Regions from separate parts of the Homo sapiens genome. Here region 2 is linked to region 1. Evidence: chromatin loops called from intact Hi-C (ENCODE). Cell type or tissue: psoas muscle. All regions are shown on one strand. Links, peaks and the distances in the headings refer to the core of each region. The heading gives the core; the rest is flanking DNA.

Evidence for each region. A loop is a pair of places that touch in the nucleus more often than their neighbours do. Peaks named below come from ENCODE experiments on the same cell type or tissue, not always from the same donor. Only the 100,000 strongest peaks of a DNase experiment are listed, where the experiment ranks them.
Region 2: a loop joins it to region 1, with 3 times the contacts of the local background. A loop is called at or near these places in 2 of 110 quality-filtered maps.

What each region holds. Positions count from the first base shown.
Region 1 is chr2:42,832,399-42,842,210 of GRCh38, forward strand. No RefSeq gene overlaps it. Among named protein-coding and RNA genes, the nearest start is that of TRI-TAT2-1, 27 kb to the left of the region's middle. In psoas muscle, for the core only: no CTCF peak of the experiment used is centred there; DNase peaks (open chromatin) are centred at 1,941, 3,548 and 3,783; H3K27ac peaks cover 805 bases.
Region 2 is chr2:43,247,972-43,257,783 of GRCh38, forward strand. The region is part of intron 36 of THADA (THADA armadillo repeat containing); the gene reads right to left. Among named protein-coding and RNA genes, the nearest start is that of LINC01126, 26 kb to the left of the region's middle. In psoas muscle, for the core only: no CTCF peak of the experiment used is centred there; no DNase peak of the experiment used is centred there; H3K27ac peaks cover 1,283 bases.

The DNA of each region.
Region 1 (9,812 bases), core at 728-8,727:
AACATTAGGCTTGCCACCATCTTGGAAGCAGCCGGCTGCCATTTTGGAAGCCACCTGCCACCATCTTGGGAGCTCTGGGAGCAAGGACCCCCCAGAAACATGTCCACCTCGGCCTCCCAAACTTAATCCTATTTATAGTGTTAGAACAATGCCTATGATATCGTAAATCAGGCTGGATGTGTACTTGCCATTTACATCCACGTATGTGTATGTTTCCATGTGAATACCTGTAGAACTTAATGCCTGACACAGAAGGCACTCAATAGATGCCAGTTGTTCTTATCATTGGACACACAGAAACATAGACACAGACACTTAGATGAGTATATCTTCATAAACAAAGACATAAAGACACCCCTATACCTTTACTAGATACACTTGAATTTACATTTGCAGATGCGGATATACACAGTCACACATCATAATTATAACTAACACCTATTGGTAATTTACTATATCATAGGCATTGTTCTAACACTATAGAAAGGATTATGTAATTTCATCCTTGCAACAACTGCATGAGACAGGTATAGTTATTTACTCCCACATAGAGGTCAATTGAGTCACATAGAGGTCAACTCAAGCTCACAAAGCCAGTAATTGGTAGACTTGGGATTCAAGGCCAGGTAGTCCGGCCTCAGAGCCTGCACATGTAACCAGTGGCAATTCTGCTCACAGACACCCACTGTCTTCCACACAGTCTCAGTCATAGACCTTCACCCAGGCAAAAAGAAATCTCCCACCTACAAGTAGATGCACTTCCATGGTCACAAAACTGACGTGGGATCCTTGCACACACGTGCGGAGCCAGAGGCTCTGTCTGAGCCTTGCAGAAACTCCTAGCATTCAGATTAACTGGTCAAATGTGATAGTGTATTTTCTTGGTGAGTGGGCTTCCAAACAGCTCTGATTCTGCACCTGTCCAGGTGTTAGGTTTATAGCCCCCACTTTTTTGAGGGACTTGGGGAGGAGGCCAGTTCTGTCTTTACCTCTAGTGGCTAAATCAAGTTTTGGCCTTGTCTGAGGGTTTCAGGATCCCTGGTCGTTTCCCCACCTGCTTGTCTTCTGTGAGTGCTGGATATTGCCTGTGGGTGGATTTTTAAAATTTTAATTATTATTATTATTTTTATTATTATTATTTTGAGAAAAGGTCTTGCTCTGTCGCCCAGGCTGGACTACAGTGGCATAATCACTGGTCACTGCAGCCTGGATCTTCTGGGCTCAAGCCATCTTCCTGCCTCAACCTCTCGAGTAGCTGGAACCACAGATGCGCACCACCTCAACAGGCTTAAAAAATTTTTTTTGGTGGGGCATGGTGGCTCACGCCTGTAATCCCAGCACTTTGGGAGGCTGAGGTGGGCGGATCACAAAGTCAGGAGTTCGAGACTAGCCTGACCAACATGGTGAAACCCCCACTCTACTAAAAATACAAAAATTAGCCAGGTGTGATTGTGCATGCCTGTAATACCAGCTATTTAGGAGGCTGAGGCAGGAGAATCGCTTGAACGTGGAGGCGGAGGTTGCAGGGAGCGGAGATTGTGCCACTGCACTCCAGCCTGGGTGACAGAGTGAGACTCTCTCAAAAAAAAAATTGTTTTTTTTTAAATAGAGACGGGGGGTCTCACTATGTTGCCCAGGCTGGTCTTGAACTCTCAGGCTCAAGTAATCCCCTTATCTCGGCTCCCTAAAGTATTGGGGTTACTGGTGTGAGCCACTGTGCCCAGTGCCTGTGGATGGTTCATCTTAACTTCTTTGCGCGTTTCCAATTCTAGTTGTTGTTCCTCACCTTAATCCCAGGGCCAGGTGTCCCTAGCTGGAGGCTTTGAGCTGGGCCCACCTGGGAAGTCCTCCGGGCTTCCTGGGGCCTGGGGGACAGGTCTGTGCACAAAGGGGAGGGCAAGGAGGTGCAGCCAAAGCTTGCAGCCCGGGGGGGCGGTCACCTTGATGGCTTACGATGGCCTCTGGGTGAGTGGACACTGGGCTGCATGTGGGCTTTGACCTGAGGCCAGGCTTAGGGGAGCACAGGGAGAAGCTAGAGTAGCTGCTCCGCAGATGATGGGTGGGCCTCTCAGCACCCTGCCCCAGCCCTGCTCCTCTGCGCTTCGCCCATGTGCTTGCCCAGGTGTTCCTTCTGGCCCTGATAAGTCCCCATCTTCTCTTCTGGCTGCTGCAGTTCTTCCAGCCCTTGTCTTGGTCAGACACTCATTTATTAGTTCTACTGACATCCACCCCTAAAGAGGAGTCTAAGTGGAGGCCCACAGGCTGTATATATGGAGAGTTAAAGTTATAAATCAAGCTGACAAACTTAAATAAAATATGTTGTATCCTTCAACCTCGACAAATTCACCTTCAAAATGAGAATATTGAAAATGCACATGAACATGAGTTACAATTTTTTTGTTTGTTGGTTTGTTTGTTTTTTTGAGATGCGGTCTCGCTCTGTTGCTCAGGCTGGAGTGCAGTGGTGCAATCTCGGCTCACTGCAACCTCCACCTCCCAGGTTCAAGCAATTCTCCTGCCTCAGCCTGCTGAGTAGCTGGGGATTACAGGCGTGCACCACCACGCCCAGCTAATTTTTGTATTTTTAGTAGAGATGGGGTTTCACCATGTTGACCAGGATGGTCTTGACCTCTTGACCTCGTGATCTGCCCACCTCAGCCTCCCAAAGTGTTGGGATTATGGGTGTGAGCCAATGCGCCTGGCCGAATTATAATTTTTATATGACTGCAAGTCTGCACAATATTGAAGACAACTGAATTTAGTTATGATGAAGCCCCTCAGGGGATTCCCAATAGAATGAGAGTGTCTGTTGCCATTATCCTGTGTCCACTTTGTTGCTGTACGTTGGCTATGGGGGAAGATAACTTGTCTCTTTAGCTCACAGATCTTCAGGGCAAAACGAACCCTCTCTAAAGAACCACACCTGAGGGGCCTTATTTGCACCTGGACCTGAGTTAGAGGTTGAGGTCCTGGATTTGGAGCCTGAGCCCGAAGGCTTCATGGCTGATACCTTAAGGGTCTTGGAAGGTGAGTGTATTTTGCACGTGGGAGGTATGTGATTCATGGGAGGCAGAGGGCAGACATTGTGGCAGCTAGTCTTTCAAGATAGGCCTCCCGTGTTCACACCTCTAGTATGCCCAACCATGTGTGGTCCCCTCTCTTAAATTCTGTGGATAAGCCAGTGATGTTTGGGCAAGGAATAAAGACATTTATTACATTTCATAAGTTAGTGTATATTTACTTTCTAGAATTCACTTCTTTGCCTTAACTTCAGCAAAATTAGTAATCATGTTTTTATAATAGCAAACTCATCATTTGTGTTCCGATGACAGTGCTGATCTACAGGATGAAAGAGAAAAGGAGCTTGTGTCAGAGTTGTTTCAGTCATCTGTGCTACGTAACAAACTGTCCCAAAACTTAGGGGCTGAGAACCACCACCATTTGATTATTGCGTGTTTCTGTGGCTTGGCTGGGTTTAGCTGAGCAGCTTTGCTGCTGCTGGTGCTTGGGAATTCTCATGTGGCTGTGGTTGAGTGGTGGATGAGGCCGGGATCATTAGGAGGCTCAGCTGGGAGGCAGGGACATCTGCTCCTTTCTCCCTCTGTGTGTCATCTCTGGCCTTCTCTCTCCAATAGAGTTGCTGGTCACTCCAAGGGGGTAGCTGGACTTCTTACATGGCTGGTGCTCAGGACTCACAGAAATGAGTAATTTAAAAGGGAGGAAGAGGAAGCTGCCAGTCCTCCTGAAGGGTCCATCCAAAAGTTATGCAACTGCTTCCACTGCATTGTATTTGTTAGATGAGTCACAGGCCAGCCCAGATTCTTCGTGGGAGGACCACACAAGGTATAAATACCAGGAGGTCTTGTTCACTGGGGCTTTCTTTGGAAGGCTGGGACCACAGTGCTAGAAGTGGTGTGTTGTAAGAAAAACCTAAAACCTGTGGTGTACTGAAATCTTGAGACAGAGTGAGGAAACGTATTGGAGGCTGGAGAACAAAAGGCCTGGGAGAGGCACTGGCAGAAGAGTTAAGTGAGTTCCTCACCTGCAATGATGTGGACATAGAAAAGGGCACCCAGTGAACTTGGGGATCTGGCTAGGGCGATTTCAAGGCGGATCTTTTGAAAGTGATATTTAATAATTAGCTTCTTCCACCCGACTCTGATAAAACAGGAAGAGTCTGGGCGTGGTGGCTCACGCCTGTAATCCCAGCACTCTGGGAGGCCGAGGTGGGCGGATCACTCGAGGTCAGGAGTTGGAGACCAGCCTGGCCAACATGGTGAAACCCCGTCCCTAGCAAAAATATAAAAAATTAGCTGGGTGTGGTGGTACACGCCTGTAATCCCAGCTACTCAGGAGGCTGAGGCAGGAAAATCACATGAACCCAGGAGGCGGAGGTTGCAGTGAGCTGAGATCACACCACTGCACTCCAGCCTGGGTGACAGAAGGAGGCTCCATCTCAAAAATAAATAAAAAATAAATAAAATAGGAAGAGATAGAGATGAACTAAAGAAGGAACTATTTAGGTTTTGAGCAGAATTTTGGAAATACAAGGAGCCCAGGACTGTTGTTCCAGCCAGTAAAAGGCTTTCAAAATAAGAAATGGTCTTAGAGCAAAGATAAAATTTAGGGCACTGCCCGTAAATTGTGGCCTTGGGTAAATGTGAAATCAAGAATGTGGCTGTAAAACCCTTTATTAAAACCTCAGAAAAATTTAAGGGCATTATTTTTGTAGACCTTTTGGATAGACAAAAGGGCTTCCGAGAATATTTTTTTCCCCCTTGAGACAGGGTCTTGCTATGTTGTCCAGGCTGGCCTCCAACTCTTAGGTACAAAGAGCCCTCTTGAGCAGCTGGGACCACAAGCACACACTGCCACGCCCAGTAAAGAATCTTCAGAGTATACATCTTAGATCCTCTCTGCTAGACAATAGGACTTCTAAGAATCCCACAGCAACCTCACAAGTGGCTTAAAGTAGAAGAAGGCCTACTAGGGGAGAAATGGGGGTATGGCTATTGTCTTAAGTAGTAAATTATCATTTGATATTTAAGAAACCCACAAGTTTTTGAAAGAATTGTATCAAGTTGGGTGGGAAGGGACGGAGACAGTTCAAAATGCAGCAGACCCTGGTCATTAGTTTCTTTCTTTCTTTTTTTTTTTGAGATGGAGTCTCACTCTGTTGCCCAGGCTGGAGTGCAGTGGCACAATTTTGGCTCACTGCAACCTCCATCCCCCGGATTCAAGTGATTCTCTTGCCTCAGCCTCCTGAGTAGCTGGGATTACATATGTATGCAACCACACCTGGCTAATTTTTGTATTTTTAGTAGAGATGGGGTTTCACCATGTTGGCCAGGCTGGTCTCGAACTCCCAACCTCATGTGATCCACCCACCTCGGCCTCCCAAAGTGCTGGGATTACAGGCGTGAGCCACTGTGCCCAGCTGCCCTGGTCATTTCTTATGGAGAAGGATGGATAATTGAGTGTGAAGCCAACAGCTAGGGACAGCCCCTCCCTGAGAGCAGGACCAGGTCTAATGAAGACACTGGTGACATGTGCCTGGCTTGCTTTCGGAATTGCACTGTGCTAGTTTCTTCTCCTTTTTGAATGAGAGTGTCTGTTGCCATTATCCTGTGTCCACTTTGTTGCTGTACGTTGGCCATGGGGGAAGACAACTTGTCTCTTTAGCTCACAGATCTTCAGGGCAAAACAAACCCTCTCTAAAGAACCACACCTGAGGGGCCTTATTTGCACCTGGACCTGAGTTAGAGGTTGAGGTCCTGGATTTGGAGCCTGAACCTAAAGGCTTCATGGCTGATACCTTAATGGTCTTGGAAGGCGACTGTATTTTGCACGTGGGAGGTATGTGATTCATGGGAGGCAGAGGGCAGACATTGTGGCAGCTAGTCTTCCAAGATAGCACCCCCGTGTTCACACCCCTAGTATGCCCAACCTTGTGTATTCCCCTCTCTTAACTCTGGGTTGTCTCCGTGACTCGCTTTTGACCAACAGAAAGCAGTGATGGTGAGGCTGCATGACTTCTGAGGATAGGCCATGGGAAGCCTTTTGCCTTTCAGCTGGGTCTGTTAGAAAGCTTGCTCTGGGGTAAGTCAGCTATCATCTTAGAAATTTGATTCCTCTGAGGCCATCATACTATAAGGAAGCCAAGATAGCCACATGGAAAGGCCACATGGAGAAAGCAATAGATTCAGCCAGATTCCACTTGTTCCAGCCATCCCAGCTGAGGATGAAAGAAGATAGGTGAAAGAAGATGCTGCCATCTTGGATGTGCAGTCCAGTTGAGCCAACGTTTGACTCTAGACCAAGGGTGTCCAATCTTTTGGCTTCTGTGGCCACATTGGAAGAAGAAGGACTGTCTTGGGCCACACATAAAATACACTAACAATAGCTGATGAGCTAAAAACAAAAATCACGCACACAAAAAATACTCATAATTTTTTAGAAAGTTTATGGGCTGGGCATGGTGGCTCATGCCTGTAACTCCAGCACTGTGGGAGGCTGAGGCGGGTGGATCACCTGAGGTCAGGAGTTCAAGACCAACCTGGCCAACATGGTGAAACCCAGTCTCTACTACAAATACAAAAATTAGCTGGGCATGGTGGTGGGTGCCTGTAATCCCAGCTACTTGGGAGGCTTAGACAGGAGAATCACTTGAACCTGGGAGGCAGAGGTTGCAGCAAGCCGAGATCACGCCATTGCATTCCAGCCTGGGCAACAAGAGCGAAGCTCCATCTCAAAAAAAAAAAAAAAAAAAAAAAAAAGAAAGTTTACGAATTTGTGTTGGCCTGCATTCAAAGCCATCCAGGGTCTCATGCAGCCCATAGGCTGCAGGTTGGACAAGCTTGCTCTAGGTCCTGCTGCCATTTGACTGCGACTACATGAGAGACCTGTCCCCATAAGCGACCACTAAGTCCAGGTAACCCTGAGAGCTAAAAATATTTTGTTTTTATTAAAAATAATTGTTTTTAATTAAAAGCTTCTTTTGTGTGGAGATGGGGGTCTCTCTATGTTGCCCAGGCTGGTCTTGAACTCTTGGCCTCAAGTGATCCTCCTGCCTCGGCCTCCCAAAGTGCTGGGATTATAGGAGTGAGCCACCATGCCTGGCCAATTGATTTTAAAGCACTAAGTTTTGGGGTTTGTTATGCAGCAGAGATAACCAAAACAGCACAAAATTGCACCTATTTTAATAAAAATGTAAATTAAAGTAAATTGTAAAAGATCAAAGCTTAAAGTTACTTCTCTTGTAAGTTTTAAAAATTATTTTTTCTTAAAATCTTCAAAATTATCTATTAAAATTAAAAGGCAAACATAACTAATAGTATAACCGATCAACTTTATCTAATACATTCAACATTTAAATAAGATGTTTAAGTGAAGCTAAATTTTAAATATAAGTCTTGAAAATGTAATGAAGTCTTACTAAACATTTTTACAAAAATAAACTCATTTACAATTGTAGCATTGTTCCATGTCTGTCTAGTTGCCAATGTAAAGCATCAGTGTCATGCTTCATGCATGTTATATCTTGACCTACATGTGTGCAAATGTAGGCAAATTATGAATTATTCATATTGGAAAATGCTCCTCAGCTGCCATGTGCAACTATAGCAAATATTGTGCTAATGTGTGAGTACCTCTGCAACCACAAAGAAAAGCAAGAAAGTGCATCTTGCCACCGCTGGGATCTGCCACTTCTCTTGCATTCTTGCTATGTGAGAGGAAGGATTTGATCAATGCCTTTTCTCTTACCTTAGTGTGCACACCATCCACTCCTCGCTACACTCCAGAGCCAGGGCAGTGTCTGTCTCTGGTGTGAACAGCAGCATAGCCCAGAAATTTTCACAGTATGTAGACACAGTCTTTTTTGATTCAAGGACATAACACAAAGGATGTGAGGCGTTTCCCTGGGGCCTGAATGGTGTTGCTCATGAGAGTGGATGTTTTGGGGTTAGAGATCACACTGTACTAGTGCTGAGTGCTGGATCTCGAGGGACAAGGGCAGAGATATCCATGTATTCTTTAATGTGTGTGTGTGTGTGTGTGTGTGTGTGTGCAGGGGCCTCTCTTGCCTATGTCTAAGGGCAGTACTGCTTCTAGCTGGCCTGTCCAGATCTGGCAGAGGTCTTTTATGTTTCTCTTCCAGAGAACTATGGGATTCTGACCCTTGGAAAACACATTTTCACTCTGACTCTGTTCTTTGGTTTGGAGCCTATTTCATAGTTAGTTATTAGTCTGGTATGTTAGATGGGACATTTTCAGTTGCAAGTGACAGAAGACCAAATCAAACAGGCTTGAGCAGAAAGGACTATATTGGCTTCCACTGCTGAGAAGTCCTAGGGCGGAGATCCAGGGCTCAAACTTGTTTTCAGGGGTGGGAGCTGGGGAGCCCTGGGATTAACAGATGGCCCCACCAGGACTCCTGCAGTGGGGGGCAGTGGGGATGTGTGTGGTTCCCTCATGGACCGGGGACAGCCAGACAAGAATGTGTCCTCCAGACCTGGTTATCACCTTTTCTGAAATGTAGTTCTTGAGTCTATTGTGCCGGGTGCCTGTGCCAGATTTCTCAAGCAGCTCAGGTGCTGGGCACGATCTTCCTGAAGCATCTGCAGCCTGGAGCCATTCCCCCCGGCCCCCACTCATGTTTCAAAGCTCTCAAACCCTCTCTGCGCCCCCAGCGTTGAGTGTGACATCTCACCAGTAAAGCCTGGTGAGGACAGAAGGCTTTCTGGGCATAGAAGACCATTTCCTTGGGTCTATTTAAACCCTCAAGGACCCCCCTAGGGATGGCTCCCCTGGAATATTACCACTGCAATAGTGCAAAGTAAAAATGCCTGTACAATAAAAACCAAAGAAACCATCTCTGCCAAGCAACTGGGAGTGTCATCTTTCTCCCATGGAGCTCTGCTGCCAGGCTCACAGTGGTGGAGACCCCCGAGTCCAGCCTCTCATAGACATTTCACTTCACACAGCAGCTCCTCCATGTGGAATCCCTGGAAGCTGGGCATGCAGGACAGATTACCCTCCGCAAGGCCCCCCAGAGTCCCCTCCTGGGTGCTCCCCTCCCCCCACTCACTTTCCACGGACCCTCCTAGCTGAAGATGGCCGCTGCCCCTTGCAGCCCAGAGTCCTCCCGTGTTTCCCAATCTACCCTCCCAAGGCTTCTTAGAGTCAGCTGGAAACCAACCCTGGGAGAAAAGAGAGGAGGGGCTGGGAAGGCTGCTGGCTGCAGGTCCTGGAGGCCTTGCTGTCTGTCAGCATGAGGCTGGCCTTGACCCAGTGTCCTTGGAGCCTAGAGATGTGTATGGGTCACACCTGGGGCCATGATATACCTGGTGGGCTGGGGCCTTTCCTATGAGGCTCAACCTCCTCTGTCTCTCCCTCTCTCCCTTTCCCTCCATGTGTCTTTCCCCTTCTCTCCCTCCTGTGCTCTCTTTCTCCCCAGCCTAAATGAGGTCCGTTAGACAAACCTTGACACACCAGACTCTGAACACCATAAGTCTGATCATGTTCCCTTTTTTTTTTTTTTTCAAGATAGGTTCTTGCTCTGTCACCCAGGCTGGAGTGCAGTGGTGTGATCATAGCTCACTGCAGCCTTGAACTTGCTGGCTCAAGCAATCCTCCAGCCTTGACCTCCTAAGTAGCTGGGACTACAGGCACACACCACCATGCCTGGCTAATTTCTTATTTTTTTGTAGCAATGGGGGTCTTGAACTCCTGGCCTCAAGTGATCCTCATACCTCGGCCTCCCAAAGTGCTAGGATTATAGATGTGAGCCACCGCACCTGGCCTCAATCATG
Region 2 (9,812 bases), core at 752-8,751, 420 kb after region 1:
GTTCAAGGCTGCAGTAAGCTGTGATCACACTGCTGTACTCCAGCCTGGGCGTCAGAGCAAAACCCTATCTTAAAGCAAAACAAAACAAACAAAAAAAAAGTTGATATTTAAGAAAATAAAGGAGAACTTTAGGAAATGCCTTCACTGCTCCATACAGAAATATATATATATATATATATATATATATATATATAGAGAGAGAGAGAGAGAGAGAGAGAGAGAGAGAGAGAGAGAGAGAGAGAGACAGAGAGAGAGAGAGACAGAGAGAGAGAGAGAGAGACGGAGTCTCGCTCTGTCACCCAGGCTGGAGTGCAGTGGCATGATCTCGGTTCAGTGCAACCTCTGCCTCTCGGGTTCAAGCGATTCTCCCACTTCAGCTTCCTGAGTAGCTGGGATTACAGGCGTGCACCACCATGCCTGGCTAATTTCTTTGTATTTTTAGTACAGATGGGGTTTTGCCATGTTGGCCAGGCTGGTCTTGAACTCCTGACCTCAGGAGATCTGCCCGCCTTAGCCTCCCAAAGTGCTGGGATTATAGGCATGAGCCACCACGCTCGCTCAGTAAAGAAAATTGATTAAGGAATTAAACTGGATTGTAGGAGTTACGATGGAAAATAATTTCTTGATGAAATGAATTAATGTTCATATAATTCAGATTAGAAATTTGCATTTACATAGAGTCACAGTGTCCTCCAGGTCAAAATATTGAAATCAAAACACATGGAATCCGTTTTGAAAGTTTTGTACCTGAAGGAAGAAAAAGGACACAAATCTCCTCCATATTTAGCCCTCACTCAGAAGGAGCGGCCCGGGCCGCTTCCACAGGCTTCCTGTCCCCACACTCTCAGCCTCGTGCCCAGTCTGACTGGGCTCTCTCGGCAGTGTGTGCAGTGCTCTGGAGCTCTCTGGAACTCTGAGGCGCCCTCCTCTGCTGCTTCCTGCTTTACTTTTTCTTCTCCACAGCATCTCATGCTCTGCCTTCACCTCTGTATGCACAGTAACCTGTCTGACAATTGTGCCCCTTTTTAAACACCTCTCAAACTTGTCACCTCTCCATCCCCACTGCCACTTCCTTGGTCCATCCTCACCATCCTTCCTCTCAGAACAATGGTAGCCTTCCTTTTTTTTTTGAGATGGGGTCTAACTATGTTGCCCAGGCTGGGTGGAGTGCAGTGGTGCAATCATGGCTCACTGCAGCCTCAACCTCCTGGGCTCAAGTGATCTTCCCACCTCAGTCTCCTGAGTAACTGGAACTACAGACACACGCCACTACACCCAGCTAATTTTGCATTTTTTGTAGAGACAGGGTTTTTGCCATGTTGTCCAGGCTGGTCTTGAACTCCTGGGCTCAAGCATTGCTCCCACCTTGGCCTCCCAAAATGTGGGGTTACAGGTGTGAATCGTTGTGGCCGGCCAATGATGGTAGCTTTCTAAGCAGGCTCCTTGCTTCCAGTCTTGTCTAGACTCCAAGCTTTCCCCTTCCCTGTGGTCAGGGTGACCTGTCTAAGACAACTCTGACCTGATTATGTCTCAGTCTAAAAGCCTTCAGTGCTCCCACAAGGCCCAAATGTCCTACATCCTTAACATTAAAGACTCTTTCTACGTGGCTTCCCGGCCCCCTAGTTGCAGGAAAAAGTAAGTTCACAGCTCTCTTATATCCCTCCCTCATCACTAGTGGATTGGCTGTACCAGCCATGGGTATTTTAGGCTTACAATTTCCTTCATTCTGGGTGGCTGAGTCCCTTTCTCTTAAGTTCTTCCTGGGCCTTAGTCAAATCTTTTCAAGTGACCCTGAATCTTCTCAGTACCCCATCCCCTTCCCACCCCCATCCAAGCTGTCTTTCTTCTGATTACCAGCATCTCTGTGGTGACCATACTCTTTTTTCTTCGGTTTATTTCCAGATCTAACAGAATGATGACATTGTGCCAATTCTCAGTGTCTTGGGAGGTGGGGATAGGTTGGAACATGCCTGCTATTCCTTGTCAGAGCAGACCTGGGGAGGATGTCCATCAAGAAAGGACCTCCAGTTCCTCAATAAGTCAAAGAATTACCATGTGACCCACAATTCCACTCCTAGGTACATACCCAAGAGAACTGAAAGCAGTACCCAAATAAAAGCTTATACATGAATGTTCATGCAGCACTATTCACAGTAGCCAAGAGGTGGAAACAACACAAATGTCCATCCATTAATGGATGAATGGATAAATAAAATGTGGTAGATCCATACAATGGACCATTACTCAGCCATAAAAAGAACTAAAAGTGCTGATTCACGCTACAGCATGGATGAACCTTGTAAACATTATGTCTAATGAAAATAGCCAAGCACAAAAGGTCATATATAAATCCATTTATATGAAAAAACTTAATAGGAAAAGTCACGGAGACAGAAAGCAGACTGGCAGTTGCCAGAGGCCAGGGGATAGTGGGGACTACTTAATGGGTACAGGGTTTTTAGGGAAGTGATGAAACCGTTCTGGAACTAGATAGTGGTAATGACTGCACACGACTGTAAAAGTACTAAACGCTACTGGAACTGTATACTTTAAAATGATTAATTTTATGTTTATTTCATCTCAATAATATATAAACATGAAAAAAGAAAGGGGCTGGGCATGGTGGCTCACACCCGTAATCCCAAAACTTTGGGAGGCCAAGATCGAAGGATCCTTAAACCCAGGAGTTTGAGACCAGCCTGGGCAACATAGTGAGATCGTTTCTCTATAAAAATAAAATAAAATAAAATAAAATACAGTAAAATAAAATAAAATAAAAGGACCCTCATGGGGATGGAGCAGGATAGTGTGTCAAGAACAGAGGACAATGGGTAATTCAATTCTGTGTCCCTGAGGCGTTAAAGCAAAGGGAATGGGCAGGAAAGTGGGCCCATTTGCTTTAAAGGGATTGGGCCTCTTCAATGAGTATTTCTCCCCAGGATGCATTCTCCAAAGACTAACCCTAAGAAGGGAGGTGAGGGGTGGACAGACGAAGGTGAACAGAGGGGTTAAAACAAGAGTGAAAAGGGGTCAGGCCTCCTTCCCTGTTTGCTGGGGTCTGGGCTCACACAAGGACAAGAAGACTGGAAAGGTTGCAGCCTGAGAGGGGTGGTCTGCACAGCCACCAAGAAGGGAACCCTTGCTTTCTGGTAATAAAGCAAGACATTTCACATCTGAAATCACCTGCATGGTAAGACTCAAATGTAAGTGGATCCTGTGAAACACAGTTTTATGCAGAGAGCAGAGATCAGATCAGATCACAAAGCTGCAAAGAGAAATCTCTTTACCTAAATTACACAGAACCACTCGTCTGGTTTCCATTTCACTGCCTGAGTCTGTTTTATAGTTGTGCTTTTTCATGAAGGCTTTTAAGGGAGGCTATACCCTGACATCATGTGGAAAAAATGTCCAAATACAATTACATTACAGAGCAGCACTCTTGGAAGAGAAGGCAGCCCTGAAGCCTGCTGGTGTCCTGTTTCCTCTCCTTTAAACCCATTTGTTGCTCTCTGCTCTCTAAAAGCAGAAGCCCCCAATCCCAGCTCACCTGGTCTGCTTCCTGTCTCTGTCAGCGTGCGAAACACCGGTCTGGGAAATACAGCAATCTAAGGTACTGTGGGACTGTGTACTCCCGAGTGGGAGATGTGGCAGGGCCACAGGGAGCTGTGTCCAGCTGGGGCATGCCTAGCACCAGCCCACAGGCCTGAGCCAGCTTGTCTCATGTCATGCACCTTACAATCATGGTGAGGAAACAGGGCCTCCCTCTGTTGGCTTTCTCAGAAATCTACTCCAAAACCTCCTACCTCCTCCCCTATCCTCATGCCTTTTTCAGATGTGTCCCCATGTTCAGGGAATAGTTTTTCTCAAAAGCTCTTATGAAAAAATAGTTCCCCTCAATTAAAATCTGTCATATTGTGAGCAAATTCTCCATATGTGTCATCTTTTCCGTGTTTCTTCCTCCTCCCGGCAGAAGCTACCATTCTCCTGATTTTCCATTCGGGGCTGTTCCTTCTGTCCCTGAGTCTCTGACTTGGACGGAATAGCAAACTCCTTCTGCCACTCCTAGATAATCCCCCTGCCATTCCCCACAATCTCTCTTTTGAAGTCCATACTAACCATCTCCCCATTCTTGCTGGCTACAGACCTGGCCTTCTTCAATGACTGCGCCATGGCCACCCCATCTGGGACTTCCACATCCATAAAGATGTCCCTCCCAGTATTTGCTTTCACCATTTTTCAACCTCTTCAATTCAAATACTCCCCATCTCTGATTTTACTCTACTCCCAATTAACCATGATGACATCTGAGAACTTGTCATTATTTAGAACTGTTTCAACTCAAGATCTCAAATTCTAAGTTTTATCATCACTTTGAAATGAACATCAGTATCATTGCGAACGTTTAGTGGGTACTTATGTGCAAGGCACTATCATATGTACTTCATATATATTAATTATAATGACCTTTTAAAGTAGGTTTTATGAGCCCCATTTTATAATGGGGTATAACAGAGAGACACAGTTTAGGATTTGGGATTTAAGCCACATAGTCTACACACTATGGCTCCCACATCATATGGCCTCTTTAATATTCCTAACACGACTGTTTAACCTTCTACCTTTTCCACTGAAATTACCCACGCCCCCTACTCCTGACCACATCCTTGACCTTGCCCTCTCTCCCAGGCTATTATTCTACATTATCCAGGATTCCCCAGGCCTGTGATGATCTTCCTAGTCCCCAGTGCTCTTGTCAATCTGATCTGCCACCAGGCTCAACAATGTTCCCTAGCCACCTCTCCCCAAACCCAATCTACTGTTCTACTTTGAGCCACCAATTCCAGCTGAGTAGCGGCAGTCTGCTGATGAAGCTGTCTATAAACTCACGCTGTTTAATCTCAGCTGGAATCTCCATGTCCTCTGGTAATTCTTTTCTTCCTATTCTGGTGACTCCTAACTGATCCTCTATATAAACTGTTCCAATCTTTTCCCTGTCTCTACATCTTACTCCCTAACCACTCATTCTTGACTTCTTGACTTGACATTCTTGATAATCTTGACTTCTACAAGGACATTCAGCATAAGCTCAAACTTCCGTCCCCCTCAAAGTCAAAGCTTCTCTAATGACTCTTTTGAAACATTGGCTTGAAGACAGATCAGGGTCTAGAAGATGTGGTTTTAGGGCAGGGGAGTGATGTAAATATTTGTATGAGAAGGAGCCACTGGAGGTAGAGAAGGAGAACCTGAAGACGCCTGGGAGGAAAGGGAATCGTGGCTGGATAGAGGTCATGGGGGAGGTATAAGGTGCTGTGTGAAGGATGTGTGCAGGGGAAAGAGCACCTTTTTTGCTGAGTTTGAATTGGGGAGGATAAGAAGACAGGTGATGTAGCAGAGTGGTCAACACTTGGGCCCTTTGCCTACCTCCTACTTACTTCTAAACTCCTTAAAGGTGGCTCTAACCTCCCACTACTGAACCTTCTCTCTCAACTCTCACTCATGACATTTTCTCAATCCTCATCGTCCTTAACCTGACCTTTCAACAGTGTTTGCGTGGGTGACCAAACCTGCCCTCTTGATAGTTTTTCCTTATGTGGGTTTCATGACAATGGAACCTCTTGGTTTTCTTGATGGGTCTTCGTTATTCCCTTTGCTAGCTCCCCTTCCAAACTGCTACGATGGCCTAAAAATGCTGCCCACCTTTAATTTCTCTCTCCTCTCCTGAGCTACTCATCTCTCTTTTTGCATTCACTCATTCAATATATAATTATATTAAGTACCTACCATGTGCCAAGTACATGGCAGCTATTAAACTGTAGCTGAATTAATGTTAATGTGTAGCTCTGATCACGCTGCTTATTTGCTCAAAAATCTTTACTGGTTCTCTGATGTAAATGATATCCAGGTTCTTTGGCCTAGCATTCCAGGTTTTAGCAGACATCTGTTGTTTTTGCTGCCCACCTTCCATTCGCCCTCCTTTGGATAGCTGTCCCCAGTCTCCCTCTGGAGACCCAGCCCCTCCACACCTTTTAGTCCATGTGGTTTGGGTGGGGCTAACCCTACCCTCAACTCCAGGCATGGGTACCCGCTCCAGACAGGTTCCAGGCCTATCCCTGAACTAATCTCAGAGGCCAGGAATATGATGCCCTCACTGGCATCTGGCCCCTGAGATTAGATCAGGGATAGGCCTGGACCCCAACTAGAGCCAATAAAATGCAATGGGATTGTACTGACACAGGACTTGGACTTGAATAAATGAAGATGTAAAGGCTAGAGCTGCTGTAGCCATCTTAAACTCCAAGAAAAGTGTGAGCTGATCGAAAACAGAACCAACCTAGGAGCAGAAGGGAGAAATGACAAGAAACCAGGTCCTTGGGACACTGTTTGAGTCCTTGAATTATGTCATGTCTTAAGCCAGTCTTAGCCTTGGAATTCTCAGTTACACGATCCAGTATGCCTCCCTTATGCTGAAGTGGGCTGCATTGGACATTCTGTCACTTGCATCTGAAAGAATCCTATTTGATCCAAAGGTCGTTTGTGTCATCCCGCTTCATCTCACCCCACCCTACTCACGCACTCGATGCTTGTACCACACTAACATTCCTTTCCTGAACAGGCCTCATACTCTGCCACCCATGTCTTTCTGGAATGTTCTCCATCTTTCTCATCTTTTCCTCTTGAAATTCTGCCCATCCTTTAAGGTTTGGCTGTAATGAACTTTCCTCCAAGCAGCCATTCTTCTCTAATTTCCCCCAATGACAAATGTTTGTTGGATAAAGTCTAACTGAACACACAGTGACATGGAGAACCTGGATCCAAGGTTCCTTAAACCTGATGCAGAGACCTGGGCCTCCAGCAAACTTGTTCATCTCCCCTCAGGGCTTGGGACTTGTTTTCTCGGTCCCCCCACTGGTCTACATCCTTGTCTCCTGCACTCTTTGGTCATCACTTCCCAAAAAGTTTTTCTGGGGACACTGGCTTTTTGGAATGTTAGTAGATATTTAAAACAACATAAAACACTCCAAACTTCAAAACCAACCAAAGCAGCTTTACTCCAGCTGGAAACTAAAGAGTGTAACTATTTAGTAAGTTTGGGAAATTCTGGGTTAAACAAATATTTCTATTTTAAAAACCTGGGGAGGTGGGGATGGGGGCAGAGTATGTAGCTTTTCTCCAACTTACTCATAAAGCAGGTACCAGAGCAGAGGGACGTACCACATTCTTCTCTGAAAACATATTTAGGTTTAAGGTAGGTGCGGGTTATTTTATATACACATATAAATATCCTACTCTTTGTTCAAGGTGCCTATTTGCTCTGCACAGTGACTATTATGAACACAGAAAACTGTTCATTGTTAAATATGGCATGCTAAGTGGTTTTGCTTTCTGGCAAATCTCCAAACCATAATTATTAAGGGACTGGAGCTGCTGAGGAATTCTTGGGTTACAAGAGGCTTTGATCCTGTTCCTGCCTTCTTTCCCTGACATGAATTTCCACGGGTGTGGCTGACTTTCATTGTTTTTCACTGCTGTGGTGCTGCTGTGAAGGTGAAGGATTAAACAGAACTTCAAGGTGACAAGGGATTGGGCCCCCCAGAACTGCTGAGAGGAGGCTCTGGCTAAACCTCTCCCGCCTTTTGGAGCCCCAAATGGCTGTAACCAAGGGAATGCACAAGCTCCATCCAAGTATTGGAGTCGGGGAATGCTGTGGCCTCTAATATTTGGTTTCCCACACACCCCGGGAAGCTCAGATTCTTAGGCCTCACTCATTATCGGGTTTCCAGCTGGGGTGAAGCCTCTGTCTGTACTAAACGGCTGACAGGACTTTGCTCAGCAAAAGGCAACAGGCCCCGGGTGGGTGAGGCTTTGTTATTTCATTCCCATCAAAGGTGAGAGATCTGATCCAAAATTCTTTGGGCAACTACAGCCATTTGACGTGTGTAGCCCTCAAACTCATGGAGCTGCCTCCTTTACAGGGTCAAGAAGACACCTCAGCTCGGTCACAGACCATTAGGTGAACTATTGAAAGAGCCAATCTCCTTTCTACTGAAACATTTGCTGAAATGTCAAGGGGCACATAACTATTCTTTCAGGCTCTTTTAAATTCTCCCCTGCCTGTAAGAAGAGGTAAGAAAGAACACCTGGATGTTCATGAATCCAAGATAGAAGGAATAAAAACACTCCTCCCAAAATGAAGTGGTAAGGTCCTCTTAACTTGGTGAAGAAAAGGCTTCTCTAACAAACAGAAACCCGCTTACGTCTGGGTGCGGTGGCTCATGCCTGTAATCCCAGCACTTTGGGAGGCCAAGGTGGGAGTTATCACTTGAGCACAGGAGTTTGAGACCAGCCTGAGCAGCACAGCGAGACCTTGTCTCTCTTCTACTTTTTTTTTTTTTAAACCAGTTAGCATTTGGATTGGGGATAGAACCTTGCTCACTTTTTGACATTGTATTTATTTATTTTTTTGAGTCTGTCTTCCAGGCTGAATGAAGTGCAGGGGCATGATCACGGCTCACTGCAGCCTCGACCTCCTAGTGGGCTCAAGTGATCCTCCTACCTCAGCCTCCGAAGTAGCTGGAACCACAGGCACATGCTACCATTCCTGGCTAATTAAAAAAAGAAAAATAAATAAATAAATAAATAATTTTTTTTTTTTGGTAGAGACAGAGTATGTTATGTTGCCCAGGCTGGTCTCAACCTCCCAGGGTCAAGTGATCCTCCTCCCTCAGACTCTTGAGTAGCTGGGACCACAGGTGTGTACCATCAAGCCCCCCTAATTTTCTTATTTTTTGTACAGATGAAATCTCACTACGTTGCCTAGGCTGGTCATGACCTCCTGGGCTCAAGTGATCCTTCTACCTCAGCCTCCCAAAATGCTGGGATTATAGGTGCGAGCCACTACACCTGGCCAACATTCGTTTTTATTCATATTTTAATACAAACAAAATCACCTTCATTTTATACAGAAACTGAAGCCAAGAGAGTAGAGCCAAATAGCTCAGGATAGAGAGGACTCCCTGATTCCCAGATCAGTATTCTCTCTCCAAGATGGCAACTGTCCTTCAAAGTTTTCTTCCCAGATGGGAAAACGCCTCCCATCTGGTAGACAGGTAGAGGTCCCTCTGTTGGTGGGTGGAGAGGGGGGATGGAAAAACAAAGGCAGACAGAGAGAATGGGAGAGAAAACAGACATCAGAGTCCTTGAAGGTAGCAACTAGCAACCAGAAGCTTCTAACACAGGGGGACGTCAGAAAGTTGTCCAGACTACCTGTTTTGGGAGGGGACAGAGTGGAGTTTCCTTCAAGTGTCTGCTCCCACTGGGAGAGGCAGAGAGGGAAGGCACAAGGCCCCTGGGGCGCTTGTCTCTAACCCCAAACCCTGCGCCTCCCTATGACAGGCTGCTTCTCACTGCATAGGAGTCAGGCAATCAATCATAAAGAGGAGAGAGGAGGCTTCTCCCGGGCCAGCGGGGCCCAATTCCAAAAGGCTGGGCTTCGGGGCAGCACAGGAGGCTTCCGAGTCTCCTTCTCTCTTGAATAGGTCAACCTAGTGATGTCTCCCTTCACTCGACCACCTCAGTCTATCCCATTCCCCACTTCCTCCGTTGGCATCTGTTCTAGGAAGATGTGCATGAGTTCATTCCAGATATGGAAGGCCTTTCTCTCAGCTCAAGGTGAAGGTCAGTGATTCACATGGCTAAAAATGAATTTAAGGCCACCTATCAATAAAAGCAAAATGAAACACACACAAAAAGTTAAATTCCCCTGCTATTTAAATTACAGCAAGGAACATAAAACCTTATTTAGTAATTACAAC